Regions from separate parts of the Mus musculus genome. Here region 1 is linked to region 2. The links are chromatin contacts, found by Hi-C or POLR2A ChIA-PET in ENCODE. All regions are on one chromosome and are shown on one strand. The core of a region is the stretch at or near the end of the contact, and the rest is flanking DNA. Distances in the headings are between cores, read along the strand shown. Region 1 holds the start of Nlrp6 (NLR family, pyrin domain containing 6). Region 2 holds the start of B4galnt4 (beta-1,4-N-acetyl-galactosaminyl transferase 4).

The links. Hi-C counts contacts between places; a loop is a spot of excess contacts on that map. ChIA-PET counts read pairs that join two places held with the same protein, here RNA polymerase II (POLR2A).
Region 1: a loop to region 2 is called in a map of mouse embryonic stem cell, with 2.3 times the contacts of the local background. The contact joins the promoter of Nlrp6 here to the promoter of B4galnt4 in region 2. A Hi-C loop is called at or near these places in 9 of 37 maps with a recorded cell type or tissue (T-helper 2 cell, adrenal gland, gastrocnemius and 2 more). POLR2A ChIA-PET finds 5 or more read pairs at or near these places in 3 of 5 experiments (Patski and embryonic stem cell).

The regions. Positions count from the first base shown.
Region 1 is chr7:140,918,294-140,923,187 of GRCm38, reverse strand. It overlaps Nlrp6 (NLR family, pyrin domain containing 6), which reads right to left and starts at 2,286. Exons shown (of 8, transcript NM_133946.2): 1 at 2,102-2,286; 2 at 1,276-1,547; 3 at 995-1,030; 4 at 1-778. The coding sequence starts at 2,130.
Region 2 is chr7:141,058,342-141,063,121 of GRCm38, reverse strand. It overlaps B4galnt4 (beta-1,4-N-acetyl-galactosaminyl transferase 4), which reads right to left and starts at 2,144. Exons shown (of 20, transcript NM_177897.4): 1 at 1,698-2,144. The coding sequence starts at 1,848. Gm39114 (a long non-coding RNA gene) reads left to right here and starts at 2,083. Exons shown (of 2, transcript XR_881000.2): 1 at 2,083-2,324; 2 at 4,118-4,670.

The DNA of each region.
Region 1 (4,894 bases), core at 1,037-3,536, 140 kb after region 2:
AAGCGGTAAGCGCGCTCTGCCTTCCTCTCGTCCCGGAAGAACTTGAAGAAATACTTTTTTTTGTCTTTGTCTGAGAAGCCGCGTATTTCTGCGCACTGTGGCGAGCACAATCTGCCCTGCAGCCTCCCTGTAGCGGCATGGCGTGTAGTCACTAGCAAGCGAGCTCCTGGTAACAGCTCCTGGCTCAGCAGCCCGCTCAGCACTCTCAAGCCACTTGTAGCCTCCAAAGGGTCTTTGCAGGGAGTGGCCTCTGAGGATGGTAAAGTAGGCAGCTCGTCTGCACCGTCCAGGATGAACAGTAGGCGATTGGGTTGCGCCAGTATCCGCTTCACTGGCCAAGCGCGGTCCGGGCACTGGTCCAGCACCAGGTCCGCCAAGCTGCGCTTTCCCGGCCGCTCCAGCAGCTCGCCGCACGGCATGAAGAAGGCAAAGTCCACCTGGCTGTGGTATAGCTTACCTGCTGCCCAGTCATAGAGGATTTTCTTGGCGGCCATGGTTTTGCCGATGCCTGCCGGGCCCTGCAGCACCACGGTCAGCGGCTGCGAGCTCTCTTCATCATTTCCCCGGAAGAGCCGATTAAAAGTGTGCGTGTCCGAGCGCCGAGCGCGTTCGGGCTCCGGCTCCCCCAACGGCCCCAGCAGCTCGTCCTCCACAGCGCCGGTCCCCGGAGCGATGAGCAGCTTGGTGAAGCGCTTGTTGATCTTCACAGAGCGAGCATTCCTCTCCTTCACCTTAGCATGCTGTCGTAGCACGTGCTCGCGGTACTTCTTCTTGAACGCTGGAAGGCGTAAGATCGCGAAAGACAGGGATGGGCTTGCCGCCACTATGGAATCACCCCCCTGCCTGTCTAAATCTGGGCTCCCTTTCCTCTAGTATGCTATAGCTTCCTTCTCCAGCCATCTCACACCCAAGGATCCCCAAGCAGCGTCCAGGAAACTTGGGCTCTATAAGGAGTCCAATAGGACGTTTCACCTGTGTGCCCGACCGAACATACCTGACACGGAGAGAAGCACCGAGGTGGGGCCGAGCTCTGGAAGGCAAACCCGACATGAGGCTCTCTGAGCATGAGAGATGGGGCAAGGCATTTCCATGGGAGCTTATGGAACTACCAGCCCCCGCCCCCCCCTCTCCCCCGCGAATGAAACTTTGGGCTGGTTTCCGGGAAGGAGAGTCTCAGGAAGTGGTAGAGTGGACAAAGTTGATCTTCCCAAGGAGAGCAGGGAGGATCAAGGGCGAGCCACCGGATCCAGCCCCATCCTACTCTGCCCAGCTTACTCTGTAGCTGCTGTTGCTTAAGTCGCGAGGCCACATCTCGAATATCCGACCTCTTCAGGACCTGCCGGGTCATTTCTACAGCTGGCACTGGCTCATAGAACTCAATGAGCTTGTCGACAAGGTCCACAGCGTCTGAGCGCTCCAGTCGCCCCCACGGGATGCTGCGGCCATCCAGGGGCGCATCCCTTAGCTTGTGGCGGAAGCGCTTCAGCTGCTCCTGGCTCAGCTCCTCCAGTGTAGCCATAAGCAGCTCCCTTGCCACTGCATCCACGCTGGGGATGAGAAGGGTTATCATCACTGATGCGACCTGAATAGGACCTGTCCCTGAACCTCCAAAGCACCCCGGGTCACACATTGCACATTCTCCACATGGAGCCCCAGGGCAATACATTGTAGAGACCCACAGGGTGTTCCAAGGCTTCACCTCAAATTACTGACTGTGGTGAAGTGGATCACTCCATGGTTAGTCTTTCTGCGTCTTTCCTTTCTGGCCACACGAGATAAAGCCAGTTAGCTTCCCTACGTGGGTCTGTGCTCTCCCTTGTCACATCCTCTGAAAGGGCTCCAGCTCTGCTCAACTGAGACAGGCCAGGCCCTGGTAGGCTTCCTGAATTCTCTACTCCAAACTCATACATAGCACACTTTGGTGAGTCTTTTCTGGACCACCTACACCAGGGACTGAGTCTGAGTTCCTTGTGGGGAGCAGACTCATAAATGCCCTGGTTTGCAGGGTGGACATAGAAGATGGGCTTGAAATTCCAGTACAAGACCTGCTCTAGAGGTGAGCCCAGTTAACTTGAAAGTTCTCTCTGGAAACCACACTCACCTGGAGCAGGAGGCTCCAGCGGCATCCATGGAGTCTTATCTCAGGATCTAACTCTCAGATGCAGAAGCTGGGAGCAGAGGTGATCCTTTCTGGGCTAAACTGGTCTCATTCTGGGTGTGAGGGTGTTTCTCAGTCTTGTTCATTCTGGCTCAGCTGGACTCTTGCTGACAGTCAAGAGGCTCCCAAGTTAAGCACGGGTTGTAACATCATATATGTGCTGGACTGCGACCTTTGGTTTTCTTCTATTTTATTCTATCAATACTCCTCCTCCTGGGTGTGGCATCCTATGCAGCTGTGAGGTGGTTCAGATTAAATAGCTGACTCACAACCAGGTCTTCAGAAATGGCCTTAAGGTGCTTTAAATTTTGCACACAAGGCGTGAAAATCAAGAGGGCAGGGGCCTGTGGGCAGGGATAAGGGTGGAGAGAGAAAAAGAACCAGGTCCTCAGCTCTGCAGTCAGTTAATCCTCCCACACCCAGCTCTAGGGCAGAGATCGGATGTTTCTGACCCTAGGCCCTGCAAGTGACTGCAGGGATATGGAGTTTCACTGTGTGGCTGGCACGGACGTGTGTAAAGGCACGTGTGCACACCTCCACATGGCTAAGTTAATGTTGTATTTAAGTGACTGTTTGTCGTAGACTAAATAAAGTCCATGAAGACACAGTTCACAGAGGCATGGATGTGTTTATTTATTTTTATAAATTCTGGAAAACAAGTCTTCTTTGTCTCCTTGTCATCATTATTGAAGGTAGAAAATGTGAGGCCAGGGCCAGTGAGATGGTTTATAGGGTAAAGGTGCTTGCCTGACAACTCGAGTTCTAACTCTGGAACCCACAGAAAAGTGGAAAGAGAAGAACTCCACAAAGTTGTCCTCTGACCTCCACACCCAATCTGTGGAATGCGTGCCACCGTGCTCTCAAATATCAAATGTTTCAAGGTGATAGTGATAGAGGGAGGCTGGAGAGATAGATAACACTTAGGGTTATCTGTCTCTCACAAAGAGACTGACTCTGGTTTCCTGATCCCACATGAAGTAGCTATCAACCACCTATGACTTCAGCTTCAGGATATCCAACTCTTATACAGGTGTGTGTGTGTGTGTGTGTGTGTGTGTGTGTAAAACACATACGTCTACATAAAAAGGAAGAAGGGAAGAAATACAAAGCCAAGCTGGTCTCGAGTACACTACTCAACATCTGTGTGACCTTGAACAGTTTGTTTAACCTCTATGCCTCTATTTCTTGTTCTTGAAGTAAAGCACGCACTCACAGAAGGTTGGAGAGATGGCTCAGCAGTTAAAACACTGACTGTTCTTCCAGGAGACCCAGGTTCAATGTCTAGCACCAGCACGGTGTGCAAAACTACCCGTAAGTCCAGTTCCAGGAGATGTGACACCTTCTTCTGCCTCTGCAGACACCGGGAATGCACAGGGTGCACAGACATCCATGCAAGCAAAATACACATAGACAGAAGATAAATTAAAAAGAAGAAGAAGAAGAAACGCTTATGGTATTCATATTACGTGGCGTGAAGTATAAGGTGTGGGGAGAGGGCTCTGTCTGTACAGCAGTTGCATTGTGAGTCTAGCATAAGCTTGAGGAACAGAGCTTCAATCCCCAGAACCCACTTTCTTTTTTTAAAGGCATGATAACCCACAAGGTATGGAGTGTCATGGTGACATTCGCTAGGTGGCTTTCCCACATTTTTCCTTAGAAGCCGTGTTTTCTGGTTTACAGAGAATGCTGGGTTTCTAAACCTGACTCAGTTCCAATTCTCTTTCACCTTCACCACCCTTACCACTGTCCTTCAAATGTTCTTTCCTGTTGTCAGAGAGACTGAGACTGCAGTCTTGAGACTAAAGGCCAGCACCGCTTTGGCTCTTGGGCATCTGCCACAGGATGTCTGGGACTTGGGACCCCAAGGTGGTGGCTAGACAACTCATCTGCTTTAGAGGAACCCTCTGAACTTCGTGCCCCATGCATTCTCAGGATTGCTGATAACAGCTGTGGAAAGACAGTTCAAGGAAACCCAACTGACTTTCTCCTGATCTCTGTGGGCACCAGGCACAGACATACAAATATGACCATACACATTAAATAATAATGATTTTAAAAAAGAAACTGGAAGAGCAAAGGCAAATTAAGTTCAAAGTAATTAGGGAAAAAAGAAAAGAATAAAAATCAGAACAGAAATCAATGAAACTGACAGTAAGAAATCAATAAAATCAAGCTGAAAAAAAAATCAAGCTGGCTCTTTGGGAATATCATAAAATCCTAGCCAAACAGAGGAGGAAAAAGGAGGTAAGATATAAGTTACTAGTATTAGAACTGGAAAGAGTTAATCACAATTGATTCCATGAATTAAAGACTATTCATTGAGCACTCTGAACAACTCTCTGTCTATAAATTTATCAAAACGTGCCATTCTCCTCCTCCTCCTTCTCCTCTTCCTCCTCCTCGTTCTCCTCTTCCTTTTCTTCTTTTTTCTCCTCTTCATCCTCTCCCTCTCCCTCCTCCTCCTCTCCTTCCTCCTCCTCCTTGTTTTGAGACAGGGCTCCACCATGAGCCCTGGTTGGTCTGAACCTTGCTATGTAGATCAGGCTGGCATTGAACACAAGAGATCCACCTATCTCTGCTCCCAAGGGCTGGAATTAAAGACAGGCACCACCAAGCCTGGCTGTGAGCCAGCGTTTTGAAGAATAAAATCTTCCAAACCCATACAAGAGGTGGTTTGATAAGATGTCCTCCATGGTTTTTACTTTGCACTGCTTAGCCCCATTTGGCTCTCCTCCC
Region 2 (4,780 bases), core at 895-3,394:
GGTCTCTTCCCTTGAAATTTTGGCGGTGCTCCACATTCTAGATCCTTCCTTGAGAAGCCAGGAAGTGAGCAAGCAAGACTCCTGGTCAACGTCCTGGAGCCTGGCCTGGATACCCACAGCCCATCAAGCTAAGTCCAGGCATTTTGAGTATACTGGGAACTTTCTGTAGTGGGCTCTCAGCTCAGGCTAAGCCTCAGCACAAAGGGACAGTTATCTGCCCCACCCTCACTTGGAGGTATCTATACGCACAGGCTGCTGGACACCCGCTGAACGTTGCCAGCTCTGAAGACTGACGACACTGTCAGGAAAGTCTCAGGCGCTTGCAGCTACCCAATTTCTCACATGCCTTGTGGTGCCTGGTGGGTCCCAGGTGGCCAGACAGGAGATGGCCTTCAGCCCAGAGAAGAGAGTGTGTGGCTGGGGCCCCATCTGTGCCGCCCAGGCTGCTTCTAGCAGTGCCATTGGGCAGGACTGATCTTCCAGGATCCAGAATAGATCCTACCCACCTAGGAGGAGTCAGAGCCAGCTGCCCTCGTGATCAATCTTCAACAGTGGGGTTCCCTGTCTTCATTCCTTCCTGGTTGGTCTCAGACAGAAACAAATTGCTCAGGAAGTCAGCTGAACCCACAAGGGCAGCTGGTGGGAGCTGGCTTTATTGGGTACTGGGTCAGCTCTGAGTCCAGACTTATCTCTTCGGGATAGAGCTGTGGCAGGATATCTTGAAGACGTCACAGCTAATAAGGTACATGGTTTGGGATGACCCATAGACTTTCTTGAGGGCTGGGATCTGTCTCAGATCCTTGGCCCAGGATCTGCTGGAAGATGTCTGGAAACAGTTGTCCAGGCATAAGAAGAGGCAGAGGGCCTCTGCAGGCAGGAGACAGGTGCAGGGCTGAAAAGGGAGTTCTGGATCCATCAGGTGGACTGGACCAGAACATAGTGAGCCAGTGTCACTGCTCTGAGACTTTGAGAGGAGAGATACTTGCTCCCCTCCTCAGCTCACCAGCTTCCCTCACAAAGATGGGGCTGAGCTCTACGTGGCTTGGTTAGGCTTCTCCAGGCTCATTCCCTGGTCTTTCTCTACCTAGCTGTCATTGATGTTCACCCTGCTCTGGAGAGTTTTCCCCCAAGGTGTGGGTCCAATGGCCACCAACTCCAGAGGTTCTCCCCGGATTCTTACCCACAGGCCTAAGTTGCTTTGTACATCCTCTGACCACTCTTAAACGTGCAAACTACAGCAAGCATTTACTCAAGTTAGCATTGGTCCCTAGCACACAGACATCTCAGTTCACTCACAGGTGTACCCAGGGTTTCCAGCTGCTCTGGCCACTCTAGGCAGCTGGATCCCTCAACACCACCCTTACCTCCCCACCTTCCAGAAGATGAGGAAACCGAGGCCCTGCTAAGTAGGCAATGGCCTGACAAGCCTCTTAGCTGAGGGCACCGGTTCCCCCAAGGGCCCACCGTTAACTCCATCACCACCGGATCTAAGCCAGATTCCAGGGTCGGAAAAGGTAGGGATGAGCCCCGAGGGTCCCTGGCGTTACTGCTGACGTCACTGGGCGTCCCGCCGAACAGAACCGCGACCCCTCCCCCAATATAGCTGAGCTGGGAGGAGCAGGACAGCAGGGGCTCTGGGCAGTCAGACCCCCAGGCCTTGGGAGGTCCGGGCCCTCTCGCTACGCGCCATCGCGTACCTCGCCCGTAGCCCAGCCGCTGGCGTAGCGCGCGGCCCGGGCGCACCAGGCTCCGGTGCACATACGTGAGCCACGCGGCGCAGGTGAGCAGCAGCAACAGCAGCAGCAGCTTCATCTGCTTGCGGACCTTCTTCACCGGGAACCACGGCATCGCGGCGCCACAATCAGGGGCGTCGCTGCGGCCCCCCGGCCCCGCCTGCCCCGCCCCACATCCCCCGGCCCACCCTGCTGCGCTTAGCGCCTGCAGCACCGCATGGTCCTTTGTCCGCTGCGGGGACTACGGGATTCGGCCACTACTCCCGGGCTGCTCAGGCCGCGGTCGGGGTGGGCGGCGGGAGCGGCTCCTTGAGGCGCTCCCCCGCCCGCCCCTCCCGGCTGCTCACGCTCCTCTGGACGCCGCGGGACCGAGCAGCATCCACGCTGCGGTGCTACCCAGCGTGAAACGGGACCGATGGTCGCGGTGCCCGAGCCAATCGGCCGCGGCCAGCCCGCGTACAACCAATCCGTGATGCTCGGAGGCGGGGTGGCGCGTTAGGGTGTGCCAATGATCCACACGACGCGCGCATTCACCTGGTGTTCGCCGGCCGCGCGCCCGGGGATGCGGGGGTTGTGGGGACCGAATCTGCGGTGAGGGACACCAGGGACGTCGGGGAGAGGGATGTAAGAGGTCGTTGTTACTGTGGAGGCCATGGCAGGGACGAGGGGTGCTGCGGGAATCCGGCTGCGTGTCTGGGAAAACGCTGGGAATAATGAGCACGCAGAGAAGGAGCTCAGCCTTCCTCTCAGTCGGACTAAAACGAGGCTGGGATGTTCTCGGCTAGCTGTAAGGAAGGACAGGTGGGTGGAGGGTGGTTCTATCCAGATAGCTTCAGTTGTGCACTCCATTCGCTTTCTAGCTGGTGCATCCCAGCCCTCCTGACTACCACCTCTCTCCCACCTTACCACCAGCCGCTTCTCTTTGAGGTTCCAGCCTAATGACCAGGGTACTTCAGTTGGTGTAGCAGAAGCTGCTGTGAGCCTGCAGAGCTCGTGGGTTAGGAATGGGGACTGGACATTTAAATAGTCTCCCTTCCTCCGTGATGCCATGGCCTTAAGTAGAAAGAAGCCATTGGAAGGAGATGGAATCTCTTAGAGACCTTCGCACCCTGGGTGGGTGTGCCCCAGTGGAGATGACTGGGCAACTTCCAGTGTCTGTTCTAAGGGGTGGCCTCCAGCTCAGTAGGCAAGGGAGCCTTCCCATACCACATGCACCACTGTGCTGTTTGCAAGGTGGCTTTGCTGGTTTTGTTTAGTTTGTGTTGTTTTGAGACAGTGTCTCACTGTGTAGCCTTAGTTGGCCTGGAGCTCTTAGACCGCTGCTTGCCTCTGCCTCCTGAGTGCTGGGATTCAAGGCATGTGTCACCACACCTGGCTTGCCTTTGTTTTTAACATTACCCCACCATCACTATGTATCCTTGGGACATAAAATCAAATTGGCCACATTTCTTTCTTTAAAAAAAAAACTTTTTAATTGTTTCTGTCGGGTTTTTTTGTTTTGTTTTGTTTTGTTTTAACTTTCTTCCAGGCATCAGCTGCTGTTCTCATCAGCTGGTTTCCTGTCCTGACTTTGTTTCTGATGCCTGCACTTGTTTATATCCTGAACATTGTCTCAGCACACACCAGCTTGTTGTAGCTACTTTTTCATCTTCCTAGTCATCCAGCTAAAAGACATCTTTACAACAGGAAGACTTGAGGGAGCAATAGAGAAGAACAAGAAGAAGAAAAGAGAGGGTCTCTGCTGTCTTATGTTTACTGGACAGAGGCAGAAAACAAATAATGTTTGTTGTTGTTCTGATTTGTTTTTGTTTTGTTTTGTTTTGGTTTGGTTTTGGTTTTTGAGGCAGGGTTTCTCTGTGTAGCCCTGGCGGTCCTGGAACTCACTCTGTAGACCAGGCTGGCCTTGAACTCAGAAATCCACCTGCCTCTGCCTCCCAAGTGCTGGGATTAAAGGCATGAGCCACCACTGCCCGACAAATAGCATTTTTTGTTTTGTTTTGTTTTGTTTTGTTTTGTTTTGTTTTGTTTAAGAAAGCAAATGTTGGGAAGCAAGCAAAGCGTTTGGGCAGAGAAGTGCACTAGCAGGGAAGAGTTCAGGGCCCTGTAGGCGACCCAAGCCCAAGACTCTCCTCTCTTCATCTAGAGTCGGTAAAGCAAGTAGGGTAAGGCAGAACAACTGAGGAGTCAGCAAACCGTGATCAGCTAGACAGCGGTTCCCCTTGCTAACACATCTGGCCGAGACCACATCTCACCCCAACCACAGAAGGAAATGTTTCAGTCTAACCAAGCAGACAGCACGACAACAGGATCTATTGATGAACGTATGCACTTCAAACAAACAAAAACCCAACTGTATTTGTCTTTTTTTTTTTTTTTTTTTACAGATTTTAATTCATTGTTTTATGTATATGGATGTCTTGTCTGCATGCGTGTCTGGTCTACCACCTGTGTGCCCAGTGCCTACAGAGGCCAGAAAATGGTGTTGCATCTCCTGGAACTGCTTTTAAACCGCCGTGCTGGTGCTGGGAACTCAACCTGAGTCATCTGCAGCGCTTTTAACTGCTGAGTCATCTCTTTGCCTCCTGCAACTATGTTTAACCAAAGCAGAGCCATGGTTAAACTCTCTAACCAAAACAGGCTGCATCTCCCGAGAAACCGGGTCAGAATTTCACATTCACCTTTGGAGGCTAGTCATTCTTGCAGCTGAGTCACACTCCTTGAACATGTTCAAGAGCTAAATGATGAGAACATAGAAACATTAGCCAATGCAATTCTGGGTTGTGTTAGATGGGAGGGAAGCAGGGGAAGGAAAAAGGAGGCAAAGGAATTGATTATCGGAGGGGAAGGGAAAGCACTTGCCATTCAGTCATGGAGTTGTAATGGCATTGGTGACTACCTTTCTTTTTTCAATATTTATTTTTATTTTATGTGCATTGATGTTTTGCCTGAATGTATGTCTGTGTGAGGGTGTTGGATCTTGGTGTTACAGATAGTTGCGAGCGGCCATGTGGGTGCTGGGAGTTGAACCCAGGTCCTCTGGAAGAGCA